2 separate regions of the Homo sapiens genome follow, and region 1 is linked to region 2. A link is a loop called in an ENCODE intact Hi-C map of the cell type or tissue named here. Cell type or tissue: heart right ventricle. All regions are shown on one strand. Each heading gives the region's core, and the rest is flanking DNA. Links, peaks and the distances in the headings are about the cores only.

What was found. Peaks named below come from ENCODE experiments on the same cell type or tissue, not always from the same donor. Only the 100,000 strongest peaks of a DNase experiment are listed, where the experiment ranks them.
Region 1: a loop joins it to region 2, with 5 times the contacts of the local background. A loop is called at or near these places in 2 of 110 quality-filtered maps.

Annotation. Positions count from the first base shown.
Region 1 is chr21:31,364,386-31,380,870 of GRCh38, reverse strand. It overlaps a transcript of TIAM1 not described here. Among named protein-coding and RNA genes, the nearest start is that of TIAM1, 28 kb to the right of the region's middle. RefSeq lists an enhancer at 13,243-14,442. In heart right ventricle, for the core only: no CTCF peak of the experiment used is centred there; DNase peaks (open chromatin) are centred at 6,230, 9,590 and 9,913; H3K27ac peaks cover 1,416 bases; H3K27me3 peaks cover 988 bases.
Region 2 is chr21:31,408,027-31,424,511 of GRCh38, reverse strand. It overlaps a transcript of TIAM1 not described here. Among named protein-coding and RNA genes, the nearest start is that of TIAM1, 72 kb to the right of the region's middle. In heart right ventricle, for the core only: no CTCF peak of the experiment used is centred there; no DNase peak of the experiment used is centred there.

The DNA of each region.
Region 1 (16,485 bases), core at 5,472-13,471, 46 kb after region 2:
TATTCTAAAGCCCCTGTCCCTAACCGATCCGGTACAATGCAAATTATATGGAATTAACTATATAAACTGCTTTATGAACATTGTGGATATGTTAAATTTAGGATTTTGACCCACATTTTAATGAACTAAAAAAAGTAGGGTATTGAGTCTATTCCTTTTCTTTATACTGTGGTAATAGATTAATTATCCTCTGATGGATTTTTTAAAAAACAGCTTTATTGAACTATAATTCATACCCCTTTCGAATCATCCATTTAAAATGTACACTTCCATAATTTTTTTATTTTTATATTTACTTTACTTTATATTATATTACTTTATTTTTTTGAGATGGAATTTCGCTCTTGTTGCCCAGGCTGGAGTGCAATGGTGTGATCTCAGCTCACTGCATCCTCCGCCTCCTGGATTCAAGTGATTCTCCTGCCTCAGCCTCCCAAGTAACTGAGATTACCGGCATGTGCCACCACACCCAGCTAACTTTGTATTTTTAGTAGAGACAGGGTTTCACCATGTTGGACAGGCTGGTCTCGAACTCCTGACCTCAAGTGATCCACCCACCTCGGCCTCCCAAAGTGCTGGGATTACAGCGTGAGCCACTTAACATTTATTGTTTGAGACAAAGTCTCACTATTTCGCTCAGGCTAGAGTGCGGTGGCGTGCTCCAACTGCAACCTCCACCTCTCAGGTTCAAGCGATTCTCATGCCCAGCCTCCCGAGTAGCTGAGATTACAGGTGTGCACCACCATGCCTGGCCAATTTTTTGTATTTTTAGTAGAGACAGGGTTTCACCATGTTGGTCATGCTGATCTTGAACTCCTGAGTCAAATGATCCGCCTGCCTTAGCCTCCCAAAAGTGCTGGGATTACAGGCATGAACCAACATACCCTGCCAGTTCCATAATTTTAGTACATTTATAAAGTTTTGCCACCATCCTCAAAATTGTTCTTAGGACAGAAGAAACTCTGTACCCATTACCAGCCATCCGTATTTCCCTCCAGCTCTTCTCACCCAATCCCCAACCCCAACCATTTAATTTGTCTCCATAGATTTCCTGTTCTGGACATTTTATATGAAAGGAATTATGCAGTATGGAGTCTTTTTTGACTGGCTTCTTTCACTTGGCATGTTTTTGAGGTTGATCTTTGTTGTATTGTGTCTCAGTACTTCATTTCTTTTTATTGCTGTGTAATACTCTATTGTATGGCTGTACCATATTTTATTTATCCACTCATTAATTGATGGACATTTGGGTTATTTTTCTTTTTGGCCATAACAGCTAATGCTGCTACGAAACTTGTGTACAAGCTTTTGTGTGGACATACGTTTTCACATTTTTTTTTTTTTCTTAAGGACTGGGTCTTCTATTATCCATTTGGAGTCTAGAGTTACTTATAACTTGCCTAGAGTCCAACCTTGGGTGATTCTTTGGCTAGGGCATAGTGCAGTGTTTTTGGAAGCAGAAATTATTCATTGATGTTATTTCATTAATGTCACTGTATAGTCATCCCTTGGTATTCGTGGGGAATTGGATCCAGACCTCTGCTCCCCCACAGATACTAAAATCCATGGCTGCTCAAGTTCCTTATATAAAATAGTGTAGGCCAGGCGAGGTGGCTCATGCCTGTAATATCAGCACTTTGGGAGGCTGAGGTGGGCAGATCACCTGAGGTCAGGAGTTCAAGACCAGCCTAGCCAACATGGCAAAGCCTTGTCTTTACTGAAAATACAAAAATTAGCCGGGTGTGGTGGCGGGTGCCTGTAATCTTAGCTACTTGGGAGGCTGAGGCAGGAGAATCGCTTGAACCCGGGCAATGGAGGTTGCAGTGAGCCGAGATTGCGCCATTGCATTGTCAACTGGGCGACAGAGCGAGACTCCATCTCAATTGAAAAAACAAAATAAAACAAATAAAATAGTTTAGTATTTGCACAAAACCTATGCACATTCTCCAATATATTATAAGCAATCTCTAGATTACTTATAATACCTAATGCAATGTAAATGCTATGTAAATTGTTGTTATACTGCATTATTTAGGGAATAGTGACAAGCAAAACAAGCCTGTACATATGCAGTACGGATGCAGTGCAACCATCTATTTTTCCTTTTTTAAAATATTTTGGATCTGCAGTTGGTGGAACCCAGGGGTGCAGAACCTACGGATACCGAAGACCAACTCTCTTGGCCAAATTGTGTGGCAGCGAGTATGAGTGGGAAAAAGATTGTCTTCAGGGAATCAGGGAAGCCAAGTAGAAATGGGAGTAAAATGGTTAAAAGCCTTGAGGGTTAAGATACTAAAATGCCCTTTGGAGAGCAGGGATCCTTGCGGATTTGAAGCAGGCTGGAACGTACCAAAGAAAGTTAATTAGTGAATCACACTGGTAGGACAGACTGCCCAATACCTTAATAGAAATTGGCAAGGTACTTTATGTGGGACACTGACTTTTTCTACCAGAATAGTTTCTATGTTAGATAGGACTCCTGTTTGCAAATAACATACATCAAGCCAAGATCATGTGAATTTTTTTTAAAGGAGGTTGGTGTTAATTTTTTTTGAAGACATAAGGTGCCTCCTGGCTAACATGAACAGTAATGTTACCTATCTAGGGATTGTGCTGGATGGTGAGGCCCCCAGGATTCTGGGCTCTGTGGCTCTTTTGGCTTATCTTGTTTCTTCTTATTTATGTCATTCTCTCTCCTGCAGCTTTTAATGACTTTTTTTTTTTTTTTTTTTTTGAGACAGAGTTTCGCTCTTGTTACCCAGGCTGGAGTGCAATGGCATGACCTCAGCTCACTGCAACCTCCACCTCCCAGGTTCAAGTGATTCTCCTGCCTCAGCCTCCTGAATAGCTGGGATTACAGGCATGTACCACCATGCTCGACTAATTTTGTATTTTTAGTAGAGACGGGGTTTCTTCATGTTGGTCAGGCAGGTCTTGAACTCCCATCTTCAAGTGATCTGCCCACCTCGGCCTCCCAAAGTGCTGGGATTACAGGTGTGAGCCACCGCACCTGGCCCACTTTTTTTTTTTTTTCTTATTCCTCAATGGACACAGTGAAAAATGTAGCTGCTGACTGTTTCTGAACTGGATATCGCATCTGGATGGGAGATGTGGTATCCAAGAAGACCCCTGCGGGATCTTCAGTACAAAGTCTAAATACCCTTAGTAGCCTAGGATGGCAGACAGAAACCTGCTAGATAACCTTTAAAAAGCAGGAATGTGATGTCCTGTACAGTTTGAGGACAATGAGACAAAAAGAATAAATTGTTGTACATATACAGAAGGGTTTGGCTTGGCATCAGTGTCTGTCAGAGGCGTGATGTAGTCACTGCAGATGAATGAGCCCACTCTTGGGCTAAGGGGAGCATAGTGTCCTGATCCCACTGAATTTTCAGGAGGGCACTCCAGCCCTTGAGGACTAGAGCCAGCTCCATGGTCAGTGTTTTAAGGAAGACCTTGAGTGAGTTGAGTAGTCAGACGAGCAGAACCAAAATGGTGACAGGAAACCCTGCCAAGGGTAGCAGCTTACCCGGAGGAAGAAGCAGTAAGGGAAGACAGGACCACTTTCTTCTGTTATTTGAAGGCTTACCATACAGAAATGATAGAGAATTGGTCTGAGTTTCTCCAGCAGGTGGGAGTTGCAGAAAGGCATCTCTTAAATCTATCTTAAAAAAAAAAAAAAAAAAAGTTTCAGCCAGGTGCAGTGGCTCACACCTGTAATCGTAGCACTTTGGGAAGCTGAGGTGGGCAGATCACTTGAGGTCAGGAGTTCAAGACCAGCTTGCCCAACATGGTAAAACCCTGTGTCTACTAAAAAAAAAAAAAAAAAAAAAAAAAGACAAAAATGAGCCAGGCATGGTGGCGTCCGCCTGTTATCCCAGCTGCTCGTGAGGCTAAGGCAGGAGAATTGCTTGAACCCGGGAGGCAGAGGTTGCAGTGAGCTGAGATCGTGCCACTGCACCCCAGCCCGGGTGACAGAGTGAGACTCTGATTCAAAAAATAAAATAAAATAAAGTAAAAATTCCTATCTCAGAAGCAGAGCAAGGAGTTGCCTAAAATTTTGTGCTTTCTAGATTGGAGCTCCATCACTTACCATTCATCCAGGATATTACAGAAGGCATTCTAGATTTCCTCTGCACTTTAAAGACCAGTTGAACATGACATTAGTCAGCATGTAGGCACTGAGTATGGAAAAGGTTCTTTTATTTGAGGCCGATGTCACAGTTTAGCCATCCCTCCATCACCCACAAGTCCTTTCAGTGGGCATCTCCTCCTCCCTCTGCTGTGCGTGTGTTTGGGGGAGCACTAACTAATTTTGATGGTAGCCTAAGCAAAATGCAATTAGGGAAATCTCGTGCCAAACACGCATCTGTGCCAATGTTTGCCTTCATTAGCACGCATAATCAGGAGTTTGCTTTAAACACTGTATGTCTTTCCCTGTGGAAACATGAAATGGAGAGGGTGCAGACGGAAACCTGGGTGCCCTGCATACCGTGGAGTGCGAGACAGTGAGCCCAGGAGCCTGAGATAGCACCTATGGTTTGGGGAGAATCATGTTCTTGGTGATTGGTGTTATGGTCAGAGACTGAGATGCATTTATCAGGGATGGTGTGTGAGTGTGCACATGTGTACATGCGTGTGTGAATGTATACATCTGTTCATGCTACTCATTTTAGCTCTATGTGGGGAAGCACAATTAAGGAAATAGAGAACCAGAGATCTCAAAAAACAAAGGGTAGGATGTGGCAGTATCGTTTACGAAATGCTTGCCCTTAAGCATATACATAGCAATTTGACACAAAGGACTCTATTTTTTTCTACTCTTTTTTTTTTAAATTTTTTTTGAGGTGGAGTCTCACTGTGTCACCTAGGCCGGAGTGCAGTGGCACAATCTCAGCTCACTGCAACCTCTGCCTCCTGGATTCCAGTGATTCTCCTGCCTCAGCCTCCCGAGTAGCTGGGATTACAGGCGCCCACCATCATGCCCGGCTAATTTTTGTATTTTTAGTAGAGATGGTGTTTCACCATGTTGGTCAGGCTGGTCTCGAACTCCTGACCTTGTGATCCTCCTGCCTCAGCCTCCCAAAGTGCTGGGATTACAGGCGTGAGCCACCACACCTGGCCTTTTTTCTACTCTTAATAAACAGGTTTGCATATAGTAAAAAAAAGAGAAACTCAGCTTCACTTTGCAATTTATGGGTTTTTTTGGTGGCACAGGATGTATAGGTTTCTATTTAGTGCCTGGCTTTTTTGATATAAGAAGATGAGCATACCTTATAAGAACATACATCTTCATATGTGTGATAAAAAATAAAGTTGTTGATTTTTCCTTTTCTATATATGAATGAACATGGTGGGAAGTTGAAAAAACAGAAAGGTGGACGAAGGGGAAAATAATTGTTATTTACTTACCACTGAAAGTGATTCTGATAATTCTGGTATTTTGCCCATTGTTTAGTCTTTATTACTTGAACATACACATGTATATGTGTATACTACACGGAGATATATACATATTCATGCACAAATGCATGTACATTTTTGTACCCAAACACCACATTTGCCTGGAGGTAGATGGCTTTGCTCTGTTTGTGTTTGTTAGAATGTTGGTGGTAATTGGAAATCACTTTTTTTTCTATTAAACAGTGACTTTCTGATGTTTTATTTATCTGAAATGTTTGTGAAAGCCAACCGCATACTGGATGTTTCTTAGAATATTATTTAGTAGTAAAGAATAAAGAGCCAAAATTAAGAGTTCAAAAGTGGGTATATTTCTCTGCTGTGTGTAAAAAACATACAGAGAATTCTAGTACAAGGTGAAAAACTAAAGAATCTGAGTCACTGTGTCTAATGTAAAGACCAGAAATTTCACCCTTTCTCTGCCATTTCTTGCTAAATTTCTCTCTGCTTCCCCTCATCACTGAATCTATGCCAAACTTCATTTTTAGTGGTTGAAAATAGAAATTTAATCTTTTTTTAAAGGAGGGTATTATCTGTTTAAAATAATTTAATGGCCCAGAGGAATAACGAATATTTGTTTTTCTTTTATAAATATATTCCAAAATTATCAGTTGGCTAGTTGTCGCTTTGGTCCTAGAAGCTGAATAAATAAATTCTGGGAACCAAGTCTTATCCCATATTGCCTTGGAACAATCTGTCCCCCTGCTGGGAACCTGATGTTTTCCTTCAGTTTGATGGGATGAACTTCTTTGCAGGAGCAGCGTGATGGGTGGGAACCCAGAGCAAGTGTCAGCTTGTCCCAGGGAGTCTTGAGTTTCACAGCCCCTCCTGTTCCTGTCCATCTCTTCCTTCCACCTTGAGATTCAGGTCAATTTGAGGAGTCAGGGAGGGAGGATATCCGATCCTTTAGTCCTGAGTGCTGGATTCCAGTAGATGTGTGAAGTTGCTGAGAGTTCCAATGGGCATTTGGAGGGACAGATGCAGAATATTCCGTATATGTAGGTATATGAGGTGGGAGAAGGAAAGGGAGCCGGAGGAAGTTTGGGAAGAAATTGTCAAAGCTACAGGAAGGAAACTTGGATGCTGTAGTGGATAGTTTTTGATCGTTTGCCCAGTGGTTGCTTCCCATCCTCTTCTTACCAGCACCCAGTATCTGTTTTATGGGATCGCCCCCTGCCCGCTGCACACCAGCTGTGCCATTTGGGAGGAATGGGTTCCATACTCGGTGTTGGCATTCTTCACAGCGCCAAGCACTGAGCGAGTTGGGTCTGGAACTTACATGGAATTTTCTGTAATTGGTACAGAATTTAAATGAGAGGCTTCCCCAACAAGGGCATGGCTGGTGGTTTCAGGGGCTACCCAGATACCAAGGAGGGGAAAGGCCATTTAGAGTGACAGATGTGGTGGGGGTGGGGCTTCTGGTGACCTTGGTTGGGGCTGTGCTTGAGTGAGAAGAGAGGATGCTGCTGCTTCCAGAGGGAGCTGTTGTAGGTGATGGCAGCTTTGAGGATATGGGAGGAGTGGGGAGAGGAAGAGGGAACGACCAGGTAAGAGGGATTTTGATTTAAACGATGGGGGAAAAGGAAGTATATTTATGTAGACGCATGGCTAGATTTGATCATTTTCTTGAATTAGTTTTCTCTAGTTTCTTCTGCTCATCAGCTTTCTCTTTAACTCAGCATCTCTCTGAATGGGCTTATTACTCTTCTCTCATCTCTAGTACTCCCCTGAAAGAAAAAAATTCCAGACACCCTCCTGCCTCTCTTTCTGTTTCTTCCCTGTTCTTTTCTGCTGTCTCTTGTATCTTAGTGCTTTGCACAGTACCTGCCATATGTTAGGTGCTCAAGGCATATTTGTTATATGAGCATGATATGGTTTGGCTTATAAATAAGTCTCACGAGATCCGATGGGTTTATCAGGGGTTTCTGCTTTTGCTTGTCTCTCATTTTTCTCTTGCCACCACCACGAAAGAAGTGCCTTTCGCTTCCTGCCATGATTCTGAGGCCTCCCCAGCCATGTGGAACTGTAAGTGCAATTAAACCTCTCTTTGTTCCCAGTTTCGGGTATGTCTTTATCAGCAGTGTGAAAAGAGACTAATGCAGAGCAAAAGAAAGGAATTTTATGACAGGGTCTCATCCTGTATCCCAAGCTGGAGTGCAGTGGTATAGTCTCACCTTACTGCAACCTCTGCCTCTCGGGCTCAAATGATCCTCCTGCTTCAGCCTCCTGAGTAGCTGGGGGACCACAGGCACGTGCCACCATGCCCAGCTAATTTTTGTGTTTGTTTTTGTTTTTGGTAGAGAAGGAATTTCTTTTCTTTCTTTTTCTTTTCTTTTCTTTTCTTTTTTTTTTTTTGAGACAGAGTTTTGCTCTTGTTGCCCAGGCTGGAGTGCAATGGTGCAATCTCGGCTCACCGAAACCTCTGCCTCCCGGGTTCAAGTGATTCTCCTGCCTCACCCTCCCGAGTAGCTGCTATTACAGGCATGCGCCACCACGCCTGGCTAATTTTGTATTTTTAGTAGAGATGGGGTTTCTTCATGTTGGTCAAGCTGGTCTCGAACTCCCAACCTCAGGAAATCTGCCTGCCTTGGCCTCCCAAAGTGCCGGGATTACAGGTGTGAGCCACCGCACCACTGAGTTGCCCAGGCTGGTCTCAAGTGATCCTCCTGCCTTGGCCTTCCAATGTGCTGGGGGATTACAGGTGTAAGCCACCTACCCAGCCAGTTTTGTATCTTTTATGTCATGTTGGTACATAGCCTCTCTAGCTACCTAGTTTTTCAAACCCTGCCCCCACCCCTACCCTCGCCTGCCCCTTCCTGTCCACATCTTCTCTTCACCTCTGTGGCCACTGTCTCAGTTTCAACTTTGGCCCTCTCTTGCCAGACTGATTTCTGTGGCTCCTCTCCCACTGCTCTCGTGGTTCTTAGGTTCCGGCTGAGCAGGGGTTGGTCACAGATGCCCCCCTAAGGCTCCAAAGCCTCCATATTTCCTACTGGGCACTCAGTTCAAACCTTTTCAGCTTAACAGTGGTGGTGAGCAATTATGAGTCAGACTAATTAATGTGATATAACCTGTGACCACTGGCCCAGAAGGAGCTCCTCAAGCCCAGTTTTTGATGCCCAGAAAGCCGGGGAACCCCAGCTAAGTGATTGCTATGGTGCCTATAGACCTTGGATGACAAAATCTGATGATGTTTTCCTACATTTTTAATGGGAGAAAAGAGTTGCTAACTTAAAGCCCATCAGAAGTGATAAGAAAGCTGATGGGATGTGCCAGCCCATGAGGTGGAACTAGAGGAAAATGAGCCTTCCGCGTTGGGGAGCTGGGAGTATTACATGTACTCCACTGTGCAAACTCATATTGCCTCAGGGTTGCTTTAATTTCTCTTCTTTTGGCTTGTCTGCCATTGAATTAATTAAATTTCAAGAATAGTCTATTGTTAACTGGGTGAGTTCACTTTGGGAAGAACCCAAGTTCACCGAGGGTGGGCTCTGCAAATATGGTGGCCACTGCATGACCTTGAGAATTTCCTTTGACTCAGCCGGGCTGAAGGGGTGAATGAGTCTGAGAGCCGTTATGAAGAGTCTAGGATCTAAAAGAGTCTTCAGAGAACCTGAGGAGTTAGAAGGACTTTCCTGTCCTTCCTCTTATTTGTCTTCTTGCCTGATGACAAGTAATTGTACAAGTGAGGAACATCAGTTAGGTGCCAGGAGACCTCATCAACGGTCATTCCTCTTAGAGTGGTCCATTAAACAGGAATATCATGACCCAAGTGGTTCAACCCTTAGTTCTTTTTAAGGTTGAAAATCTATCTTTTTCTAGAGAAACGTTGCTCTTGTTCCATAATCATACTGGAAAAGTACTTTGCAGGGAGTAAAAACATGCAGGAACAAATTGTCATCCAGTAACTCTGGCATGTGTATAGGAGCTGTCAGCACTCCATCTTACATTACATTTTCTTTCCCATCCCTTCCTCCAGAGACCCCTTGGAAAGTGATTGGATGAATTACTCAACCTCCCTTGGCTTGAGTCTCATCGTAAAATGAGGAGGAAGGTACTAAATGAGCTCTTAGCCCCCTTCCTGCCTTTGCATTCTGGGAGTCTGTGGAGCAAGACAGGAGCCAGTCCTGTTGCCTGAATGATAAGGAGAGTCGGCAGAACCGGCCAGAGGTCCTCAAGCCAAATAAACTTCAGAAACTCTGGGGTTTTCTTTTCCAGTCTGTTGACTACCCATATGTTTTGAATCACCGCTTTGTGTAATATAAACTAAAACTCTTCAAGTGCTTGAATTGAAGTTGTTGTCAGGAACTTTTGATGACTGGTCAGAAAACAAAGCTCTAGGAGTCTGGGCTGAGAGAAGAACACAGTCATTCTGGAAAGTTTGTCCCTGGAGGTTGGCACTGAGTTGCTGCTCTGAAAAGCCTGGGACACTGGGGGCCAAACTCAAATGGCCACAGACCAGGGAGGCCCCAGAAATGTGTGGGTGCTGGGTCTGAGAGAGGGCGGCACAGGCTGCATACCGGGGCTTGTTGCTATAGCCTACTGCTGCCAGATCTTTCTATTTTTTCAAGATTAGTTGGAAATCCTAATTTTTATGTGAAGTCTTCTTATTTTTAAATATTGGATCAAAAAGGAAACAACATTTTTTTAAACAGTCCACTGTCCAAACAAAATATGTCTGCAGGCCACACACACCCTCAGGCCACCCAGAGGTATAGTCTGGGCATATAGACCGCAGTATGTCTTGTACATATTGTTTTTTGAAAACCTTTTTATTGTGGGTAATTTCAAACATTTACACATTGAGAGGATAGTATATAAACCCCCACAGAAACTCTCACATACTCATCACCCACCTTCAGGGAATATCAACCTGTGGCCAATCTACTTTGGCCTGCAGTCACTACACACACATGCGCGTGCACACACAAAAACACACCCACATACCCATACTGGGTTGTCTGTATATGAATCACAGATATGCTCTCATTTCATCTGTATATACTGCTAAAGATAAGAACATAAAAAAGCCATATTGTTCCAGCCTCTGTCTGGGTTCAAAAAATAAAAAGAAAAGCCATATTGCCTGTGTATCTCAATATTATCAGGCATATGGTCACTTTTCAAACTTAACCTCTGTCTCATAATTTTTTAACAGCTCATCTTTTTGAATCGTGATCCAAATAACACCCATACATTGTGTCTCAGTCCATTCGGCTCCTATAACAAAGCACCCTAATCTGGGTAACTTAGATAGAACAGAAATTTATTTCTCATGGTTCTTGGGTATTGGAAGTCCAAAACCAAGGCAGATTCAGTGCCTGGTGAGGGCCTGCTTCCTGGTTCATAGACTACTGTCTTTTCACTGTGTCCTCATGTGGTGGAAGGGAAAGGGGTCTCTCTTAGGCCCCCTTTATAAGGACACCAATTATTTCCCAAAAGTCCTACCCCAGGCTGGAGTGCAGTGGCGCGATCTTGGCTCATTGCAACCTCTGCCTCCCGGGTTCAAGCGAGTCTCCTGCCTCAGCCTCCTGAGTAGATGGGATTACAGGCACGTGCCACCACGCCCAGCTAATTTTTGTATTAGTAGAGACGGGGTTTCACCATGTTGATCAGGCTGGTCTCGAACTCCTGACCTTGTGATCCACCCGCCTCAGCCTCCTAACCCTTCTTCTTCTTTTAAATGTATTTTTCCTTTTATTTTTAGTTGACATGTAATAATTGTACATATTTATGGGACACAGAGTGATATTTTGATACAAGTATACAATGTGTGATGATCAAATCAAAGTAATTACCATATCCATCATTTCAAACATTTATTATTTTTTTACGTTGGGAACATTCAGAATCCTTTCTTCTAGCTTTTTGAAAATGTACAATAAATTATTGTTAACTGTAGTCACCCTATAGTGGTATAGATCTCTAGAACTTATTCCTGCCATTTAGCTGTAATTTGGTATCTGTTAAGCAACCTTTCCTTATCCTCCCTTCCCTCCTACCCTTCCCACCATCTAATATTTCACCTTCTAATACCATTGCCTTGGAGGTTGGGATTTCAGCATATGAATCTGAAGGGCACACAGACATTGAGACCAAAGCACCTTGCAACTGATGCATGTGTACCTTCAGTCTCATGTAGCTTCCTCATTATCATCCCTTTCTTTCTTTCTTTCTTTTTTTTTGAGATGGATTCTCGCTCTGTCACCCAGGCTGGAGTGCAGTGGCACAATCTCGGCTCACTGCAAGCTCCGCCTCCCGGGTTCACGCTGTTCTCCTGCCTCAGCCTCCCAAGAAGCTGAGACTACAGGCTCCCGCCACCACGGCCGGCTAATTTTCTGTGTTTTTAGTAGAGATGGGGTTTCACCATGTCTCTATCTCCCGACCTCGTGATCCGCCCGCCTCGGCCTCCCAAAGTGCTGGGATTACAGGCGTGAGCCACCACGCCCGACCTATCATCCCTTTCTTTCTTCTCTTTTCTCTTTACTTAAGAGTCCAAGTCCTTTGCTTTGTAAAGTATCTTACATTCTGAAGTTTGCTGATTGCATTATTATAGATTTGTTCAAAATTGACATGCTAATTTAATATCTTTAGTTTTATACTAAAGAGAGTCTAGACGCTTGTATTTTACCAGTTTTGCCATATTTCCCCCTGCTGCTACTCTATGTAGCTTATCATTATGAGCTGCTGTTTTACTGAGTTTTTCTCCCGTCCTTTTCTTCTTACAAATATAAGTATACTGGGGACGGTCAAATCTGAAGTCTTGTCAGCCTATGCCTGCCTTTTGGGATCTGTTCACGCATCTATTTGAAGCCTGTACGCTTTCTTGAAATGCTTTTTTCTGCCTTGTGATGTGAAAGTTTGGTCGCTATTTTTAGCTTTTTAGACTCCTGGCAGCAAATCCGAAGCCTACAGAATAATTTTGGATTGGGATATTTTGGATTTGAAGTCAACTGTGGCACTCTAATTAAAAATGTTATGCGTGTGGCTCAGCCAGCTCAAATGAATAATTTGTTGAGCTACAAACAGTAACAAATTGCAGAAATGATTCACCTGGAGTTTGAGAAAAGGTTATTAAGAAAGCGTAAAATAAATTATTATGGAATATTAAAGCCCTTTTAATATTATGGAATATTAAAGCCCTGAGGAGCCTTTTAAGAATGGGGCCTATGGAACAAAATAGGAAGTTGTTAATATGTCTTAAATAGTTTCCCTTAAAACCTTTGATGAAGTTAAAATAATTGGTAGACATCTTTTGTTAGGTTTGCCATCAAGTTGGTTAAAGTCTCTTTAATATCATATAAATAACTGAGTTTAAAATCAGAGAACATGTTTTAAAATGAATTCTTTGAAAGTGAAACTTGGTATGAAGTTTCCAGTTATACTGAGAGGCCTCTCATGAATATTCTAGAGTGGCTATTTTTGGGTTCAGCTCATTGATCCATTGAAACTGAGCATCAGATGTTGTTTTTTAGGTCTTCTTTTGTGGTCCATGAAGCAGTTTAGGGAAGATAAACACTCAGTAAAGTAATATTGATTACGTGATTCCAAGTTAGACGTCATTTGAAGTTAAAATATTATAATTTAGTGGCCCATGAGGATGTGGAAAATATAATACCAACACACAAGAACAAATAGGTAACGAATAGGAATGAGTCTGTCAAGGACTGTAATTGATAAAGGACAGAGTTACCCAAATGGCGAAGAAACGGAATGTTGCTGCTTTTGCTGATAAACAGGTCTCTTGGTTGTCTGCTCTTTGGTCTCAGATAGAATGCATGAGGCCTGTCAGAATTTCTGGATCCTCTTAAATGTGGCCTTTGGTAAGAAAAGAATAAAAACATTCTTGCCAAACTTATTAGGTAGGTAAGTTTGGGTTGAATACCAAGGTATTCAAGTTCAGTTGCTATGGAGACTTCTTCACAAAGAAAAAAAGAATCCAAATGCCATTTAAAATGGATAACTAGTGAATTTCAAAAATGTACAGAATGAGGTTATTTCGGCCTGTTGGTCTGGGTACTTCTAGTCCCATTCTGTTGACTGGGAAACTAAGTCTTGGTGCAAATCAAGCAAAGAGTTACTGACAGACCTACCTAGAGAAAGGCAATAGTGGCGTTCTTCCAGCTCTGTGTCCCCTTTGCTGTTCATAGGGCTTGCAACTGAAAGACTGCTGGGGCAGGTGGGGGTTGAGGATGAACCAGGTGAGTTGCTCTGTTTGTGCCCTTCTTCTCTTCTTCACTTCCTCCTTTCCTCTCTCCCTCCCTCCCTCCCTCCTTCCTTCTCTCCTTACTTCTTGCCTGCTTACCTGCCTGCCTGGCTTCCTGCCTGGGATTGCAATTATGTTTCTGGAGCTATTTTCTGGGACCCATCCAAATCTGAATACTCATGAGTCATTTCCTTACAGATTCTCCTGTGGTTCTTTGTATTCCCTTTGTATACAGATTTGACCCTGGCATACTTCTAGTCAAGATTTCCAGTAAAGTGTTAAAAAGAGGCTGGGCATGGTGACTCACGCCTATAATCCCAGCACTTTGGTAGGCTGAGGCGGGTGGATCACATGAGGTTAAGAGTTCAAGACCAGCCTGGCCAACATGGCGAAACCCCGTCTCCGTTAAAAATAGAAAAATTGGCCAGGCATGATGGCACATGCCTGTAATTCCCAGCTACTCGGGAGGTTGAGGCAGGAGAATCGCTTGAACCTGGGATGTGGAGGTTGCAGTGAGCCAAGATGGCACCACTGCACTCCAGCCTGGGTGACAGAGCAAGACTCTGTCTGAAAAAAGAAAGCCCCTGAGCATCCTCTTTTTAATAGTCTCTGCCTTCCTTGGAAACTTAAGTATTGCAAAGAAAGCCTGTAGGATATGGCTACATAGTGCTCACCATGAAGATGACATTGAGCTTTCTCCTGATGGATGGCCTGGAGGGAGAGATGGATGGGAAAGAAAAGGAACCAGGAGTGTGTTCATTGCCCATCAATTCCCAAACTGAGGAGCCAAAGGGTGACATGTTTTTCATTCTCTGCTAACGGATGGATATGTTTCTTTCCATTTGGGACATGCGTAAGTTAAGTAACATCTGTGTGGTCATGGCAAGAATAAGGTAACTGGTTTCCTGCCTTTTACAATGTGACAAACTAAGAGTTGCTTTTGGCAAAGGGTGAAATCCAGCTTCAAGGTTATGAGTACGGTTTACTTCCTATGACCTCTGTCAACCATCCCAAGGGCCAAGGGCATAGTATTCATGGCTGTGACATCAGATAGGGGATGCCTGGTATCAAGGTGGATTGCCTTTCAAGTCACACTTTTTTTTTTTTTTTTTTTTTTTTGAGACAGAGTCTTGCTCTGTCTCCAGGCTGGAGTGCAGTGGAGCTACCTCGGCTCACTGCAACCTCCACCTCCCGGGTTAAGTGATTCTCCTGCCTCAGCCTCCTGAGTAGCTGGGACTATAGGTGCAGCTAATTTTTGTATATTTTAGTACAGACGGGGTTTCACCATGTTGGCCAGGATGGTCTCAATCTCTTGACTTCGTGATCCACCTGCCTGAGCCTTCCAAAGTGCCGGGATTACAGGCATAAGCCTCCGTGCCCGGCCTTATGTCATACTTTGACAGTGAAATCTTGCAGTTGTTGGGGAATATGGTTTGATTCAGGGAATATCTCTCAAGCACCTGTTATGTTCCAGGTACTATGCCAAGTGCTGAAGATTTAGAAATATGTGACACAGGCTGGGCACAGTGGCTCACGCCTGTAATCCCGCACTTTGGGAGGCCGAGGCAGGTGGATCACGAGGTCAGGAGATCGAGACCATCCTGGCTAACATGGTGTGAAACCCCATCTCTACTAAAAAATACAAAAAATTAGCCAGGCGTGGTGGCGGGTGCCTGTAGTCCCAGCTACTTGGGAGGCTGAGGCAGGAGAATGGCGTGAACCCGGGAGGCAGAGCTTGCAGTGAGCCGAGATCATGCCCCTGCACTCCAGCCTGGGCGACAGAGCGAGACTCCCTCTCAAAAAAAAAAAAAAAAAAAGAAAGAAATAAGTGAGACACAGACCCTGCCAGCAGGTGCTTCCTATATCCCATTGGACAAGACGGAAACATCAGCACATCCATGGAGAATTATGCAATAAAGACAGAAGGAGAAGTATATACAGAGCACAGAATAGAAAATGTGCGTTGTGTTAGATCTCTTCCCAGGATCTGCTGGGGAGATCTTCTTTCCTGATCACTATCCTGAGTGACTGGCGTGTTTGGAGACTAGATCTGGGGTCGTTGAATTCTGGCCTGAGGGCCAAATTCCACTGATTCTTGTAAGATCCTTGAACTAAAAATGTCTTTTACATTTTTAAGCGGCTGGGGGGAAAAGAAGAATAATTGGTGTCATGTAAAAATCATGAAATTCAGATTTCAGCATTCATGAATAAAGTTTTATTGGAACAAAGTCATTTTCATTTACTTACTGTCTTTGGTTGCTTTTACATAACAAGGGCAGAGCTCAATAGAGAGTATATGGCTCGCAAAGATTGAAATATTTATCTGATTCTTTAAAGAAAAACTTTGCCCACTCTGGACTGTGCCATTACTCAACAATTATGGTGTGGTTGGCCTGTCCTCTGTCCTTCCTCCCCCATCAACACACACCCACTCAGCTGTAACTGCCACCATTCTTTACTCAGTCTGTCCATTCGTCCATCCATCCATCAATCAATCCATGCAGCCATCCATCCATCCACCCATCCATCCATCCGTCCATCCATGGTCCCTGGCCATCATGGTGTCAGCTGTTCCAAGATTTGTTAATAGAGAGTACAGAACTCTTATTAACAATTCCTATAGGTAGAGCTGCTCTTTCCTCTCCATCTGTGGCTGATGTCTCAGTGCTTTCTCAATTCTACCATCACATGCTCAAATATAACCTTCTCCACTCCCCCACACCCACTTCAGTTGCTGGGGGCTCATTCATTGGCTCCCTCTGCGGAGGCTTGAGTGTAAGTGAGGTATTCAGCAGAGGTCTTTGGAGGGTTTCTCATTT
Region 2 (16,485 bases), core at 3,179-11,178:
GTCTTCAAGGTTCATCCATATTGTAGCATGTGTCAGAATATTTTTCCTTTTAAGGCTGAATAATATTCCATGGAACGTCTACACCGCATTTCGTTTATCCACACACCTGTTGGTGGGTACTTGGATGGCATCCACAAATCCACCCTTTTTCTTCTGTGAATAGCTGTGATTGAGTTTGAATCTTAAGCTTCCTCACACTGGCTGTGAGATCGTAGACAAATCACTGAACTTCTGAGTCTCAGTTTTTATTTCTTTAGAAATGAGCAGCTCAGACCAGATGTTCACAAGCATTTAAGCTCTAGTTACAGGATACTAAATAAAACCGAATCTGCATCTATTAAAAATGAAAAAGAAAGAAGACCATGCGTCTTCTAAAAGATTTCCATGGTTTCTCCCAATTAGACCATTTTCCTTTTCTGAGCAAACTTAATTTTCAAGTATCTGTAACAGCAGAACTTCTATAACTTTAACAGCTTTATTGAGATATAATTCACACACCGTGCAATTCATGCACGTAAAGTGTATAATTCAGTGGTTTTTTAGTATATTCTCAGTGTTGTGCAATCATCACTACAATCAACTTCAGAACACTCTCATCATGCCCCAAATCATTCCCTATTTCTCCCCAACTCCCTTGACCCCCCCCCCGCCCCCCCCGATAATCATTAATTTACTTTCTTTCTCTGTGGCCTTGCCTATTCCGGACGTTTCATATAAATGGGATCATAAAATGTGTGGTCTTTTGTGACTGGCTTCTTTCACGTAGCATAATGTTTTCAAGGTTTTTTTTTTTTTTTTTTTTTTTTTTTTTACAACTTTCTAGGATGCCAAATGATCTCACATGTGAAGGATTCATTTATCACCATGAGTTCGTTATAGGGCTAGGGCCTAGAGGTACAGCAGTAAATAGCAGACACAGCCCCTGGCTGCAGAGAGCTCACAGGCTTGTGGGGAAGATGGACATTAAGTGAATTAGTATGCTGATATTAATCACAAGTGTGCTAGTTTCTATAATGGAGAAACTGTGGATTCTCTGAATGTGTATAATGATGGGGCAGGGACAGCGAGGGTAGGCTACTCTTGACTTTTATTTCACATCTTCAAGATAGTGCCAGGCTGGGCGCGGTGGCTCACGCCTGTAATCCCAGCGCTTTGGGAGGCCGAGGCGAGGGGATCATGAGGTCAGGAGATCGAGACTATCCTGGCTAACATGGTGAAACCCTGTCTCTACTAAAAATACAAAAAATTAGCCAGGTGTGGTGGCGGGCGCCTGTAGTCCCAGCTACTCGGGAGACTGAGGCAGGAGAATGGCGTGAACCCGGGAGGCGGAGCTTGCAGTGAGCGGAGATCATGCCACTGCACTCCAGCCTGGGTGACAGAGCCAGACTCCGTCTCAAAAAAAAAAAAAAAAAAAAAAAAAAGATAGTGCTGTTCACAGTTCTCTTATCAGGAACCCCCTCAATCAGTGTGTATTAAGTGACTTTTAAGTGACTCTGTGTGACAGTGATACAGTGATACAGTAAAGAGAGAGAGAGACTGGGCCTGTAGGGAGCGCCCCATGTCATGGGGCAGACAGCTGTCTATGCTGCAGGCTGGTCCAGTGTGCTGCAGGAGCAATGGATGATTCTCCCTTAAGCATGCTAGGGAATCTTTACGGAGCAATGATGCTTAATTGGGATTTTGGAAGGTGAACAAACTTTCTTTAGAAAGCCAATATGTCCATGGCAGGGAGAGGAACCCCTGAGTAGAGATCATGAGCAAAGGTACAAAGATACTCAATGTGTTCATGAGAGGTGCTCATTGGTGCAAAGGTGGAGTGCAGGTGGAGGCACAGGACATTGCTGGTGGCAGTCGTGGATGGTGTGAGCGCAGGCATCAAGGGGTCATCTGGTTTTGGGTTGCTGGATAGGGAGTTTGATGAACATCCCCAGAGGATGTTTTTGTTATATGTATGTTCAGCTCCCAACAGACTTCTCGTAAATGTGATCAGGAGGCCAGTGTCACTGGAATCTAGGGTTCCTTGTTAAAAATACCATCTGTTGCATCAGGATCTTGGGTGGGGGCTTGGGAGTCTGCACTCTAATGCTCTTGCCACGTAACGCTTATGCACACCAATGCTTCGGAACCACTGCTCAGAGGAACAAGAAAACTGCTTATAAAATCTTAATTTTAGCTTTCAGCATTTCTTCAGGAGTATCTTCCATCCTTGATACGTATCCTGAGACGGAGCTGTAAAGTAACATGTGTTCTTAATATTCTCTCCTCTCAATAATCCCTCTTTTGTGTGATTTTCTTGTCTTTACTTTGAGACTTTTGTATGTAGGTTGTATTAGTTTTCTAGGGCTGCCATCACATATTGCCACCAACTTGGTGGCTTACGAAAACAGGAATATATTCTCTCGCAGTTCTCTGGAAGCCAGAAGCCTGAAGTCAAGGTGTTGGCAAGGCATGCTACCTTTTTTTGTTGTTGTTTTTTGTTTTTTTTAGAGACAGGGTCATTCTGTCACCTATCTAGGCCTATGGAACTCTTGTTTACCTGCAGCAACTCGACTGGAGTGCAGTGGTGTGATTATAACTCACTGCAGTCTCGACCTCCTGGGCTCAAGAGATCCTCCTGCTTCAGCCTCGCGAGTAGCTAGGAGTACTGGCGTGCACTACCATGCCTGACTAATTTTTTTTTCTTTTGTAGAGATAGGGTCTCACTGTGTTGCTCAGGCTAGTCTTAAAAGTCTGGCCTCAAGCCGTCCTCCTGCCATGGCCTTCCACAACGTTGGGATTATAGGCGTGGCCACTGCAGCCGGCTGGCATGCTCCTTCTGAATGCTCTGGGGCAGTGTTCCCCAAGCTTTTTATCACCAGGGACAAGTTTCATGGAAGACAGTTTTTCCCACGGACCCAAGGTTTCAGAATGAAACTGTTCCATCTCAGATCATCGGCATTCGATTCTCATAAGGAGTGCGCAACCTAGATCCCTCGCGTGCGCCGTTCACAACAGGGTTCATGCTCCTATGAGAATCTGATGTCACCGCTGATCTGACAGGAGGCGGAGCTCAGGTGGTAATGCTCACCCGCTTGCCCACTGCCCACCTCCTGCTGTGTGGCCCAGCTCCTAACAGGCCATAGACTGGTATCGGTCAGCAGCCCGAGGGTTAGGGACCCCTGCTCTATGGAGGAATTCTTCCCGACTCTTCTTCTGGTGGCTCCTAGCAATCTTTAGCATTTCTTGGCTTGTAGCTGCAACGTCCAGTCACTGCCTCCCTCTTCACTTGGCCTTCTCTGTATGTCCTCTCTTCTTTAAAGGCCACTAGTCATTGGATTTAGGGGCCATTCTAATTCAGTATGACCTCATCTTTTTTTTTCTTTTCTTTTCTTTTTTTTTTTTAAGAGGAAGTCTCACTCTGTTGCCCAGGCTGGAGTGTAGTGGCATGATCTCGGCTCACTGCACTCACTGCAACCTCTACCTCCCAGGTTCAAGCGATTCCCCTGCCTCAGCCTCCGAAGTAGCTGGGATTACAGGCACCCGCCACCATACCCGGCTAATTTTTGTATTTTTAGTAGAGACGGGGCTTCACCATGTTGGCCAGGCTGGTCTCGAACTCCTGACCTCAGGTGGTCCACCCACCTTGGCCTCCCAAAGTGCTGGGATTACAGACGTGAGTCACCGCACCTGGCCGACTTCATCTTAATTACACCTGCAAAGACCCTATTTCCAAGCAACGTCACATTCTGAAGTTCTGAGTGGATGTGAATTTTTTGGGGAGACCCTATTTGACCCACTATTTTGAGGGAGACCCTATTTGACCCCCTAGATAGAAGTTTGAGTTCTGAAAGCAATTCTACTCTGCTGGACAAAGTTTGGAAAATACACACTTGGTTAAAACCACATCCAACACTAACAGTGATGTAGACCACAGTAAAACAAGTCAGGTGGTCAATTCAATGAATTCTAAATGGTTGCATCATTTTGGACAATCTGATATGCTTTGCTTCGAGGCTTTATTGCATGTACTCACCTTTAGACTCTTTAGGGTCTGGGATACTGGAAAAGTTTTTCACAAATTTCCCTTAAGTAAGCCTCCCTGGAAAGGTCAACTGGTTCTTTCTATTAGTTCCTGGAATTTCTGTGGAGCTTGTGTTCACTGATGTCCAGAGGAGATGCAACAGAAGAGGAGAAGGCTCTGGTGCATGGGTATTTTTTACAGACATGGAGGCTGATGTGGCTGTCCTGGGCTATGAGCTGTTTTGTCCCTTTCAAGGCTTGTTTTCTATACCATGACATATCATTATTATTATGTGGCAAAGTCAGGAAATTGCATCTCATCCAACCTTGCCCATTTGCTAGGTTCTCAGGTAGCTCAGGTTCTCCTGACAGATATTTTTCCTAAAGTCGCTTTTTCAAAAATTGCAGAGAAGTTTCTTATAAGGATGTTATATAGTTTATTTATTTTTTATTTTTAGTTTTTGAGACGGAGTTTTGCTTTTGTTGCCCAGGCTGGAGTGCAATAGCACGATCTTGGCTCGCTGCAGCCTCCACCTCTCGGGTTCAAGCGATTCTCCTGCCTCAGCCTCCCAAGTAGCTGGGACCACAGACGCGCCACCACGCTTGGATAATTTTTGTATTTTTAGTAGAGACGGGGTTTCACCATGTTGGCTAGGCTGGTCTTGAACTCCTGACCTCAGGTGATCCACCCGCCTTGACCTCCCAAAGTGCTGGGATTACAGGTGTAAGCCACCACGCTCAGTCTAGGATGTTATGTAGTTTATTTAATTGCTTCTTTTTGCTCATCATTTTGTTTTCCACTTTTGTTTTTCTACTTGTGGGGTGTATTAACTTCTTTGTGTGTAAATCTTTGTATCTTTTATTCCATCCTTAGATTAAAAATTTTAAACACAGATTTACTGGAAAAAGAGTTTAAACTGTTAAACGCATCTAATGCATATTATTGCTGAATTAGTGTCCAGAAAGAGGGTTTTAAATGCTGTCATCAGCGTCTGGACATACTAGTATTAACAGCTCACTTGTAAGTGTTGCTGAAGATTTTGTATCTCCGAAGGATCAAGATCTTGGGGAGGATGGCATTTAACTGAAGGTGAGTCTTCTGTTCCTTGAATAGATGTTTTAGATGACACATCGCTCTACAAGGTGCGTCACTGTCCTGTTTTTATCACTCTATTGTTTAATGATGATGCATCTATTGCTTATGGTACCAGTGAATGTTTCCATTATTTTACTTTACTTAACATGAATTTCTCACGCATTCATGTGCAGCTGAAGAGAATTAGCAATAATGATCCCAATAATAACTCCCCTTTGCTGAGTACCATCCTTGTGCTGAGTGCTCTTCATACGTGAATCTCACTGAATACCGATTTTTGGAGGAGAAGCGAGGAGGTTGGAGGAGTTTAGTTACCAGGGTCTCAGGCTGAGTTGATTCCAGAGCTGAAGCTCCTTCAGGAGGGTCACTGGCCAGCCCTGGTGTGCCCGGCAGATCTCGTGGAGACCATGGGAGGTGCAGAGAAGAGTAATTTGCACACATCTTCAACCTAGGATTACTGGGCTAGACCGCTCGGTGGGGGCTGGGCTTCAAAGCCACCTGAGTGTGTGACCTTGACTCCTTTTTCTTTCCTTCAACTGCAGTAAAAGAAACGGTAGTTCTAAGAGGCCTCGCCACCCTGCTTGCAGCAAAAGGCCTCTCTCTGAAGCTGATTCTGTGCAAAGTCCAGTGTCGCTGGTATTTTCAGGGCGACTTTCTTCTCTGGCGGTGTGTTTTCCTCTGTTTCCAGGGGAGCTCCCAAGAGAAGGTTGTCTCTCAGTCTCCTTTTCATTTGAGGTGACCCCTCTAACTCCTGTGTTTAAAGCTGGGCTGCACTTACTGCTAACCTTTCTAATAGCTTCTGTGGAGTTGGCCTGAAAAACTACAGAGAGCTCTCCTTTCATCCCTCGCCAGGATGCTGCAGGTCTTTGTATCTGCAGCCACCGGGGTAGGGGAGAGTGGACACCCTTGGCCATTTTCTTAAATCCAAGTTGGTAGCTGGTGTTTTCAGTCCCTGCCTGAAAACAGCAGCTGTTTAATTTGCATTTGGATGCTGCTTTTTCTCTTGCCTTCCCACCACCCTGTGTCTAAACAGTAGCCAGAGGGCAACTTTTTTTTTTTTTTTTTTTTTTTTTTTGAGACAGAGTCTCGCTCTGTCGCCCAGGCTGGAGTGCAGTGGCGTGATCTCGGCTCACCTCAACTTCCGCCTGCCGGGTTCAAGTGATTCTCCTGTCTCAGCCTCCCGAGTAGCTGGGATTACAGGCGTGTGCCACCACGCCCTGCTAATTTTTGTACTTTCAGTAGAGATGGGGTTTCGCCATGTTGGCCAGGCTGGTCTCAAACTCCTGACCTCAAGTGATCTGCCAAAGTGCTGGGATTACAGGTATGAGCCACCGCACCTGGCCTAGAGGGCACCTTTTTAAAAGTCAGATAGTGTCACTCTGCTCAGTACCTTTTGGGCCTTTCCAATTGCCCCGAAATAAAAACTGAAGGGCTCACAGTGGTTCCTGGCTGACTTGAGCTGCCCCTTCCCATCTTCAATTTCTCTCTCTCTCCACTCAGCTGTTGCTCATTCATATGGCAAGTGCCAGCCTCAAGCCTCTTGTCCTGTGTCTCTCTACCTGGAGCACTCTTCCCCAGGTAGTTACATAATGTACCCCCTTCAGGTGTGGGTTCTGTCATGTTTCTTTTTCAGCGAGACTGTCCCTGGTCATCCTGTTGAAAACCTCCATGTCCCTGACTGCACAGGTAGAGTGTGGCAGGAATTGACCTGCAGGTGTACATCTGTTCTCTTCTGTCCCTGATGGCAAGTGCTTGCTTTTTGCTTGTTAGGACACTGATATAGTTTGGCTGTGTCCCCACCCAAATCTCATCTTGAATTGTAGCTCCCATAATTCTCACGTATTGTGGGAGGGACCCAGTGGGAGATAATTGAATCATGGGGGTGGTTTCCCCCGTACTGTTCTCATGGTAGTAAGTCTCATGAGATCTGATGTTTTTATAAGGGATTTCCCCTTTTGCTTGATTCTCATTTTTTCCTTTTGCCTGCCACCATGTAAGGCGTGCCTTTTGCCTTCTGCTGTGACTGTGAGGCCTCCCCAGCCATGTGGAACTATGAGTCCATTTAAATCTCTTTTTGTTTATAAATTACTCAGTTGGCCAGGCACAGTGGCTCACAACTGTAATCCCAGCACTTTGGGAGGCCAAGGTGGGCAGATCACCTGAGGTCAGGAGTTCAAGACTAGCCTGACAAACATAGTGAAACCACATCTCTACTAAATACAAAAAATTAGCCAGACGTGGTGGCGCATGCCTGTAGTCCCAGCTACTTGGGAGGCTGAGGCAGGAGAATTGCTTGAACCCAGGAGGCAGAGGTTGCAGTGAGCCGAGATTGTGCCATTGCGCTCCAGCCTGGGCAACAAGAGTGAAACTCTGTCTCAAAAAAATAAAATAAAATGAAATACAATAAAATAAAATAATTACTGAATCTTGGATATGTCTTTATCAGCAGCGTCAAAACAGATGAATACAGGCAGCATCCCCATTAAAGACATTCCTTTGACTTGTTGATTCGGTCCCACACCAAGATCTTTGCTTGGATCATATCAGATGTTAATTTGATTCACTTTAGGGCCCACTACATGATGTCCCAACATAGTTTAAGGAGTCCCCCTTAATATGTGTCATGTAAGCAAAGTGGTTGAGAGCGCTGAGCAAGTGATCACTTTTATCTGGATATTAAACTTCACTTTGTGTGCACATTAGCCAATGAGTAGATAAAGAAAATGTGGCATATATTTGCCTTGGAACAGCCACAAAAAGGAATGAAATCATGTCTGTTGCGCAACTTGGATGGAGCTGGAGGCCATTATTCTAGGTGAAGTAACTCAGGAATGGAAAACCAAATATTGTATGTTCTCACTTATAAGTGGGCACTAGGCTATGAGGATGCAAAGGCATAAGAGTGATATAATGGATTCTGGGGACTCAGGGGGAAAGGTTGGGAAGGGGGTAAGGGATAAAAGACTACATATGGGGTACAGTGTATACTGTTTGGGTGATGGCTGCACCAAAATCTCAGCAATCAACACTGAAGAACTTATCCATGTAACCAGAAACCACCTGTACTCCCAAAACTATTAAAATTAAAAAAATTTCACTATGTGGAATGCACAGTATTTGAGGCATATCTTGCAGGGTGCTTCGAAGACTAGCCAGAGTTGGGAGGCATCGGGTGGCAGAGGCATGCAGGGAAATGGTGGAGTGTTGAAGGTGCAGGGCACAATAGGAGAGGAGTTGTCCTATGGGGCTGGTATATAGGATTTGTGAGGATTTGGCGAGAGGGGAGAAGAGAGAGCCCCACTGGCGTCACGTTATGGAGGCCTTTTTAAAGGTAACCCCAAAGAGCTTGAATTTTACTAACAGAAAGTTAAAGCCACTGAAAGCTTCTCATTAGGGAAGAATGAAATCTATGTCCTGCCTTGGAGAGAAATCCCTTGGGTAGCATTGGGAAGGCTGGTTGGTGGGAGGAGGCCTAGAAGGCAGGATGTCTGTTAGGAGCCTGTGGTCATAAACTAGGATAAAGATGAGCTTGACCTGGGAGGTGGCCGAGACAGAGACATGGAGGAGACAGTGTGGGGAAGGCATTCTGTTGGGTCATGGCCAAAAATGAATGAGAGGCCAGTTTTGTCCCCACATCACCCAGGAGCTCAAACGTTCAAATTATCTTCCCTGACCAGTAAAACGGAGTCATGGAGCCCTTGGAAACAAAGCAATGTGAAGAAAAGGGTGTAGAAGCTGAGAATGGTAAAACCAGAAGAGGCCACAACAATCCTACCATTTCTTCATATAGTGGAGAAGTAAAGGAGAGAAAAATTGTGGCGACAGAGAAAAGCAAGCTGGGTGAAGGTAGTGTGTTGTATTTTAGTTGGAATGAGGACATTGGGTCCTAGCATCAGTAACTGATCACCCATATCCCTGATTGCTGGGTTAGAAATGGGAGGGGAAGAAGGGGCAGACACTGCAAGTGTTTGCACATGGGGGATACTGGACTTTGAAAGAATATTTTGAATAGCTATGATTTCCAGAAAGTGGTTCATTAGCGAACTCAATGGGTTTGCTTAGACGGTAACTGAGTTTTTAATCTCTGGAGGGAACACCTGCTTCATTGGCAGCTATGAATATTATTGTTGTTGTTAATAAGATAACCAATAACATTATAAATTTAGGTTAAATTTACTGAGGATTCCTGACCTTGTGCTAAGCACTTTGTAGAGACATCTTATATGGGATAGTGGGATTTTCTCTTACGCTTTGGGGCCGTTGGGTAAGAAGACATTCTATAGCTGAGGCTCTCCCATTTGTTTTACGTGGACTGCTGATTTTGCCCTAGCTTTAGTTTTATAGGTGTAAGGAGACACTCAGTGTTGGAAGAGTCACAGAACATTCCCCATCCCTCAGGGGTACACCCTTTCTGTGACTTCCTGCCTCCTAGGGCCATCTAACCACCTGACCACACAAACTTTCCCAGGGGCCATTTGTGAGAATGTTCCTTGGAGTGCGTGATGATTTCAAATCAGTGGTGGCTTTCTCCTATTGTGGGCGGTGTGTGTCCGCCCATGCCTTTTGGGACTCTCTTCGTTTGGTTGACATATTTGTTTGGACGTGACCTTTTTCCAGTTCCTCTTCCCTGGGTTTTTGCCCGCTGAGGAAATGATTCTCAGATCTCATCCATCTGCACCAGTGGCAACAGAAGAGAGAATTTCTTTTTTCTATGGTTCGGGTCCAACTGCCCAGACACCTGTCCTTCAGAGGCTCATATTGTTCTGGTTGATGTCACTTCCTGACGTAGACACTCTTTAATATTTTAGTTCTGGAAGTCATCAAGTTGGACAAGAGACAGGAGGAAATGGTGGAGGGTCCTCAGCTGACCTGGGATGCTTTTTTGATTGTTCACTGGACACATAGAAAGGGGCCGTTGCTCCCACCTCCATCTGCCACTGGCCCCTGGAATTAGCCCTGTTAGTAAGCTTTTCCCAGTGGTGGCTGATTCATTCTGAGAGCTTTTCATATCCTTTGGGATTCTTCACTGTTAGATTCGAGAAGAAAAAGGACAGCTTCGCTTTTGAGTCTGATGAAAACCACCTGCAGAAGACATGTGTACATAAGCTGTATATTTATGCTTTTCTTACGGACACTTGACTGCTCCTTGTTGTTAAGGAGATTCACAAGAGGACGGGAACTTTTACATGGGGACCCTTAGCTTGTATGTTCCGCTGTCACAAAGAAAATGAGTTCTGGCCATTTTCGAGGCTTGCCAAAGATTTTTCTCCGCAACTCTGGAATTCTCTCTCTTGTGCTTTCAGAGTGGCAAAATCCATGGGCTCCTGAGAGCCTGAGGCGGTAGGGAATGAAGTACAGAGTTGAACCAAATCCTAAGTCTCCTTTTAGGCCTTTGTCATCCGCCAAATGTCATGTTTGCAGTTGCCTTGAACTTGGAAGAATGCACCACTCCCATCACGACGGTTGCTCTGCTGCTTTCCAGATGTTGACCTTGTGCAGGTGACGTAACCCCAGCTCGTGTTGCGGGGGGACTGGCTGAGTCACACTCACAGCTTTGGGACTGGGTCTTCATCTCATTTAGCAGCACTGGAACCCTGTGGAAGGAGATGGCATCTGGTTGGTCTGTTTGCACGTTCTTTGCCTGGGACTTCAAATCTGATCTGGAGCTGGTATCAAGAAACAGCATATCTGTGATGAGGGGCCTGGCGAATGCTAGATAATACATTTTACCCATTGTTTTTTAATGGAGCAGAATGATAATCAATTTAATCGTATTCCTTTCGCAGGGGACAAAGACAGGAGCAAAACTGAGGGGAGAATGGAGTGCAATGAAATATGCAGAAAGAGGGCCGGGCGTGGTGGCTCATGCCTATAATCCCAGCACTTTGGGAGGCCGGGGCGGGTGGATCACGACGTCAGGAAATCGAGACCATCCTGGCTAACACGGTGAAACCCCGTCTCTACTGCAAATACAAAAAAATTAGCCGGGCATGTTGGCATGTGCCTGTAGTCCCAGCTACTTGGGAGGCTGAGGCAGGAGAATGGCGTGAACCCGGGAGGCGGAGGTTGCAGTGAGCTGAGATCGTGCCACTGCACTCCAGCCTGGGCAACAGAGTGAGACTCCGTCTCAAAAAAAAAAAAAAAAAAAAAAAGAAAAGAAAAGAAAAGAAAAAAGAAATACGCAGAAAGAGGAAGACATGCACAAGCCAGGAGTAAGGGAGATACAAATTAGTGGATGTGGGGAGATCTTCCCATCCAGGAACAGAAGCATCTGAGAAAGGAGAATTACGATATTATTTTGTTTCTTTATATTTTAGTTTAGTGGTCCAAATTTATGGAATACATGTCCGATTTTGTTACATGCATAGATTGCAGCATAGTGGTGAAGTCAGGGCTTTTAGGGGAGGGGTCCCCAATCCCCAGGCCATGGACCAGTACCTGTCTATGGTCTGTTAGGAACCAGGCCACGCAGCAGGAGGTATGCGGCCTGTGAGTGAGCATTACCACCTGAGCTCTGCCTCCTGTCAGATCAGCATGAGATTCTCATAGGAGCATGAGCCCTATTGTGAACTGCACATGCGAGCGAGGGATCTAGGTTGCGTGCTCCCTTTTTTTTTTTTTTTTTTTTTTTTAACCTGAGACAGTCTTGCTCTCTTTCCCAGGCTGGAGTGCAGTGGCGTGATCCCAGCTCACTGCAACCTCTCCCTCCCAGGTTCAAGTGATTCTCCTTCCTCAGCCTCCCAAGTAGCTGGGATTCCAGGCATGCACTATCATGCCCGGCTAATTTTTGTATTTTTAGTAGAGATGGGGTTTCACCATGTTGGCCAGGTTGGTCTCGAACTCCTGACCCCAGGTGATCCACCTGCCTCAGCCTCCCAAAGTGCTGGGATTATAGGCGTGAGCCACTGTGCCTGGCTTCGTGCACCTTATAAGAATCTAATGCCTGATGATCTGAGGTGGAGCAGTTTCATCCCGAAACCATCCCCCACCCCCTCATCCATGGAAAAACTGTCTTCCATGAAACCGGTCCCTGGTGCCAAAAAGGCTGGGGACTGCTGTTATGGAGTACCAATGGCCCAAATAACATACATTGTGCCCATAAGTAATTTCTCATCATCTACCCTCTTTGCACCCCGCCATCCTTTCAAGTCTTCGTTGTCTATCGTTCCACACTCTACAGCCATGAGTACACATTATTTAGCTCCGACTTAGAAGTGAGCACTTGCAATACTTGTCTTTCTGTGTCTGACTTAAGATAACGGCGTCCAGTTCCATCTAGGTTGCTGCAGAAGACATGATTTCATTCATTTGCACAACTGAATACTATTCCATTGTGTATATATATCACATTTCCTTTATCCAGTCATCTGTTGATAGACACCGAGGTGGATTCTGTATCGTTGCTACTGTGAATCCTGCTGCAATAAATATAAAATGCAGGTGTCTTTCTGATATAACGATTTCTTTTCCTTTGGGTAGCCGTCTTGTTTCTTTAAAAGAGCTGACGAAATGCACTTTCTAGTGCTGTCCGATTGCCCATTACATACGTTCTTACACTTGATACCCAGCAGTCGGCAAACCATAGCCCGCCTGCAGGCCAGATCCCGCCTGTCATCTGTTTTTGTAAATAACATTTATTGGGGCTGGGCATGGTAGCTCATGCCTGTAATCCCAGCCCTTTGGGAGGCCAAGACGGATGGATCACTTGAGGCCAGGAGTTTGAGACTAGCCTAGCCAACATGGTGAAACCTCATCTCTATTAAAAATACAAAAATTAGCTGGGCATGGTGGCAGGCACCTGTAATCCCAGCTATTGAGGAGGCTGAGGCAGGAGAATTGCTTGAACCTGGGAGGCAGAGGTTGCAGTGAGCCGAGATGGCGCCATTGCACTCCAGCCTGGGCAAGGGAGTGAGACCCTATCTCCAAAAAAAAAAAAAAAAAAAAAGTTTCTTGGGAAATGGCCACATGTATACATTTATCTTCCACGGCTGCTTTTGCACCTCTGTGGCAGGGTTGAGACATGCTGAATGGCTCCTGGAGTTTGAGATACTTCTTTGCTGGCCTCTTACAAGAAGTTTGCTAACTTCTGCTCTGTAGTCACCTTTATCCAGACAGTGAAATCTAGGACATCCCCTGTATTTAAAATCTCTAGCTTTTAATATTTGCTGCATTTTGTTATTATTATTATTTTAAGTTCAAGGCACAGCCCCAGCTTCTTACTCTCCTCTTTGCCCTTGGATTATTTCAGGAGTTTCATTTTCTGTGGGGTGCTACTTCCCTTTTGAGGACATTTAGGATCATGGGGGTGGGGGTGCTTTTATGATTGAGGTGGGAGGCAGAGAGAGGTTCTAAATCATCCCCAGTGGGCAGGACAGTCCTGTCCTCAATGTCAGGAGCCCACTCACCCTTGGAGCCACTTGCCTTGTGGCCGTGATGTAACATGGAATGTTTTTCAGGGGCTCTTTGTAACATCGTCCAGTGAGGAGCGGGCCCCTAATGCTCTCACTTCAGCTGAGTTCATGCTTTTGTATGCCTTATTTTAGTTGCCGTCAGACACAGGAAACCACCAGGTAATTTATCTGCCTGCCAGTGGGAGGACTCACGTTGACTGGATTCAGACTCTCCCTTTCTGTCTCTGTTGGTCTCTCTCTTTTCTCTCCCCTCCCTCTGCCTCTCTCTCCTCCCTTTCTTTCTCTCTGTGTCTCTCTCACATACACACTCACACACACTCTCACGCCCTGTCTCGTACATATACATATCAGCACACACACTTACACATAGTCACTGACACACACTAACACTCAATTCACTCTCACACAGTCTCATACACATATGCACACATTCTTACACAGTTGCTCACACATGCTCACACTTATACATAAACTCAGTCTCATGCACTCTCACATACACATACACACTATCACACACACTCTTACACAGTCGCTCACACATGCTCACATACGTAACACCCTCACACAGTCTCATACACTTACGCACTCACATACTCTCACTGTCTCATTTACGTACCGTCACACACACTCTTACACACAGTTGCTCACACATACACACACACACTCGCAGTCTCCTACATATACTCACACACACACTGTCTCATTACACACACTATCAGACACACAGTCTGACACACCCACACAAATATATACACTGTCACACACATGCTCACAATCACATAATGCAGTCTCACACACACTCACAATCACTGTTTCACACTCACACATACACCCTTTTTCACACACATATATGCTCTTTCACATGTACACTCACACTCTCCACACTGTCACACACACAACCTCACACACACACACACACTGCTACGCCCTCAGTGCTGCCTCCATTGACTTTAATAACTGCTTCAGTCAGTTCCCAGGACAGGATGTTGCTGCGTTTCCCTGGCTGTCTCGTGTAGTGCCAGAGAAAACTTGGATCTCCTTTTTTCTCTCAAAGGAATCAACAGCCAGCCTTTATAAATCCTGCTTAAAAGAAAACCCCAAGCCCCCAAATAAAAAAAAAAAAGGCCTCCTTAACCCTTTGCCCTTCACCTAGCTCTCATTGCTTTTGGGGACAGGGTTAGAACTTTTAGCCAAAAAAAGCCAGCTGTCCCCTGCCCCCCACCAGGGAGGGAGGCCTTTGGGAGAGCATGGATTTTTTTCCTCCAGCCCAGAGAAGGCCGCAAGGCACTGGAGGAGAGATGGAGAGGGGCAGAGGTGTATTTGCAGAACTTGGGGGACAAGCCATGGCTGCAAGGGAAGCGGGCCTGTGGTGCGGAGGTCTGAATGGGGCTTTGAGAGGGGTGGTGATGCTGGTGTGTGGAGCTGAGCATGGAGTCCTGTGTGCTTGGCATCCAAGGAGCAGGAAGTCGGTGTGCGGAGTGACTGTGGGCTGTGGAACCTCAACCTAGAGAGATGTGGGGAGCAGGAGGTGGGGTGGAGGGGCAGTCTGTGAGAAAACTCAACTTTGAGACTGTCAGATCTAAGAAAGGAGAAGGTCTGGCTGGGTGTGGTGGCTCACGCCTGTAATCCCGACACTTTGGGAGGCCGAGGCGGGTGGATCACGAGGTCAGGAGTTCAAGACCAGCCTGGCCAACATAGTGAAACCCCGTCTCTACTAAAAATACAAAAATTAGCTGGGTGTGGTGGCGGATGCCTGTAATTCCAGCTACTGGAGAGGCTGAGGCAGGAGAATCCTTGAACCCAGGAGGTGGTGGTTGCAGTGAGCTGAGATGGCACCATTGCACTCCAGCCTGGGTGACAGTGCGAGACTTCGTCTCAAAAAAAAAAAAAAAAGAAAAGGAGAAGGTCTGAGTTGCTGCCATTTAGGGGAGTGAGGAGCATGAGTGTGGGAGCAATGTGTTTACAGAGACATTCTTAGGACCCACCGCACTGATGAAGCCTGGAGGGGGGGGCATGTGGGTGACACAGGTGATGGTGTTTCGGTGGCTGAGAGCGGTGGCACTCAAAGTGTGTTGCATCACAGCCACCTGGAAGCTTTGTAAACCATAGATTGCCCCACTTCTAGGTTTCCGATTTATTAGGTCTCAGGTCAGGCCCGAAAATGTGCATGTCTAACAGTTCCTGAGTGATGCTGACGCTCTTGTGGGGACCATACTTAGAGAACCATTGTCTTCGTGTGAGAACAGTAAACAGAGCTCATCAGTGTCCTCAAAATAGAACTAATCTAAGACATGGGGAGAAGATGAAAAATAAAAGTGATTAGATATTAAGAATAGGAATTTGCTCCCCATTCACGTTGATGAGAGTGTCAGAATTTTCTAAGTTGTGGGAAGGGTTAAGCCAGTTTAGCCAAAATGTTATTGAGCAATAGCATGATAGTGGAGACTTTCATTAAAATCTAATTCCTCTGCATTTGGGGAATTTATTCACTATAAACAGGAAGAGTGTTTCAAAACTGGAGTTTTGGCTCTTTGTAATTTTGAATCCTTTTAGCTGACTCGGGAAAGAGAGTCCGTAATTTGAACTTTTCTTTATAAAAGAAGAGAATTCAAGGGCCTGAGTGGTTCCCATCTTTCACCATCCTGGCTTGTCCCCTTGATATCAGGATGACCACTTGATGTCAGTGACCTAAATTTTCAGTTGACAGACTCTCATTTCTTCTCTTTGTCTTTCTCTTTTCTTTACAAGTGTAAGATTTTGGCCACAAATGTAAAAATAACTAAAATATAAACAAAAGAAGGATAGACAGACACATAGTAAACAGTATAACCAGGTGCTTCAAGAATACCCTGAATAATGTAGAAGTAAATCCTAGGTTTTTAACAGAACTGATGTCTTTGCCCTAAGTTTGGATTTGTTTTCTGCAATGTGAGATACAGCAAAATTTCAAGGAGCCTTTTCAATTGCAAGCATGCAAAT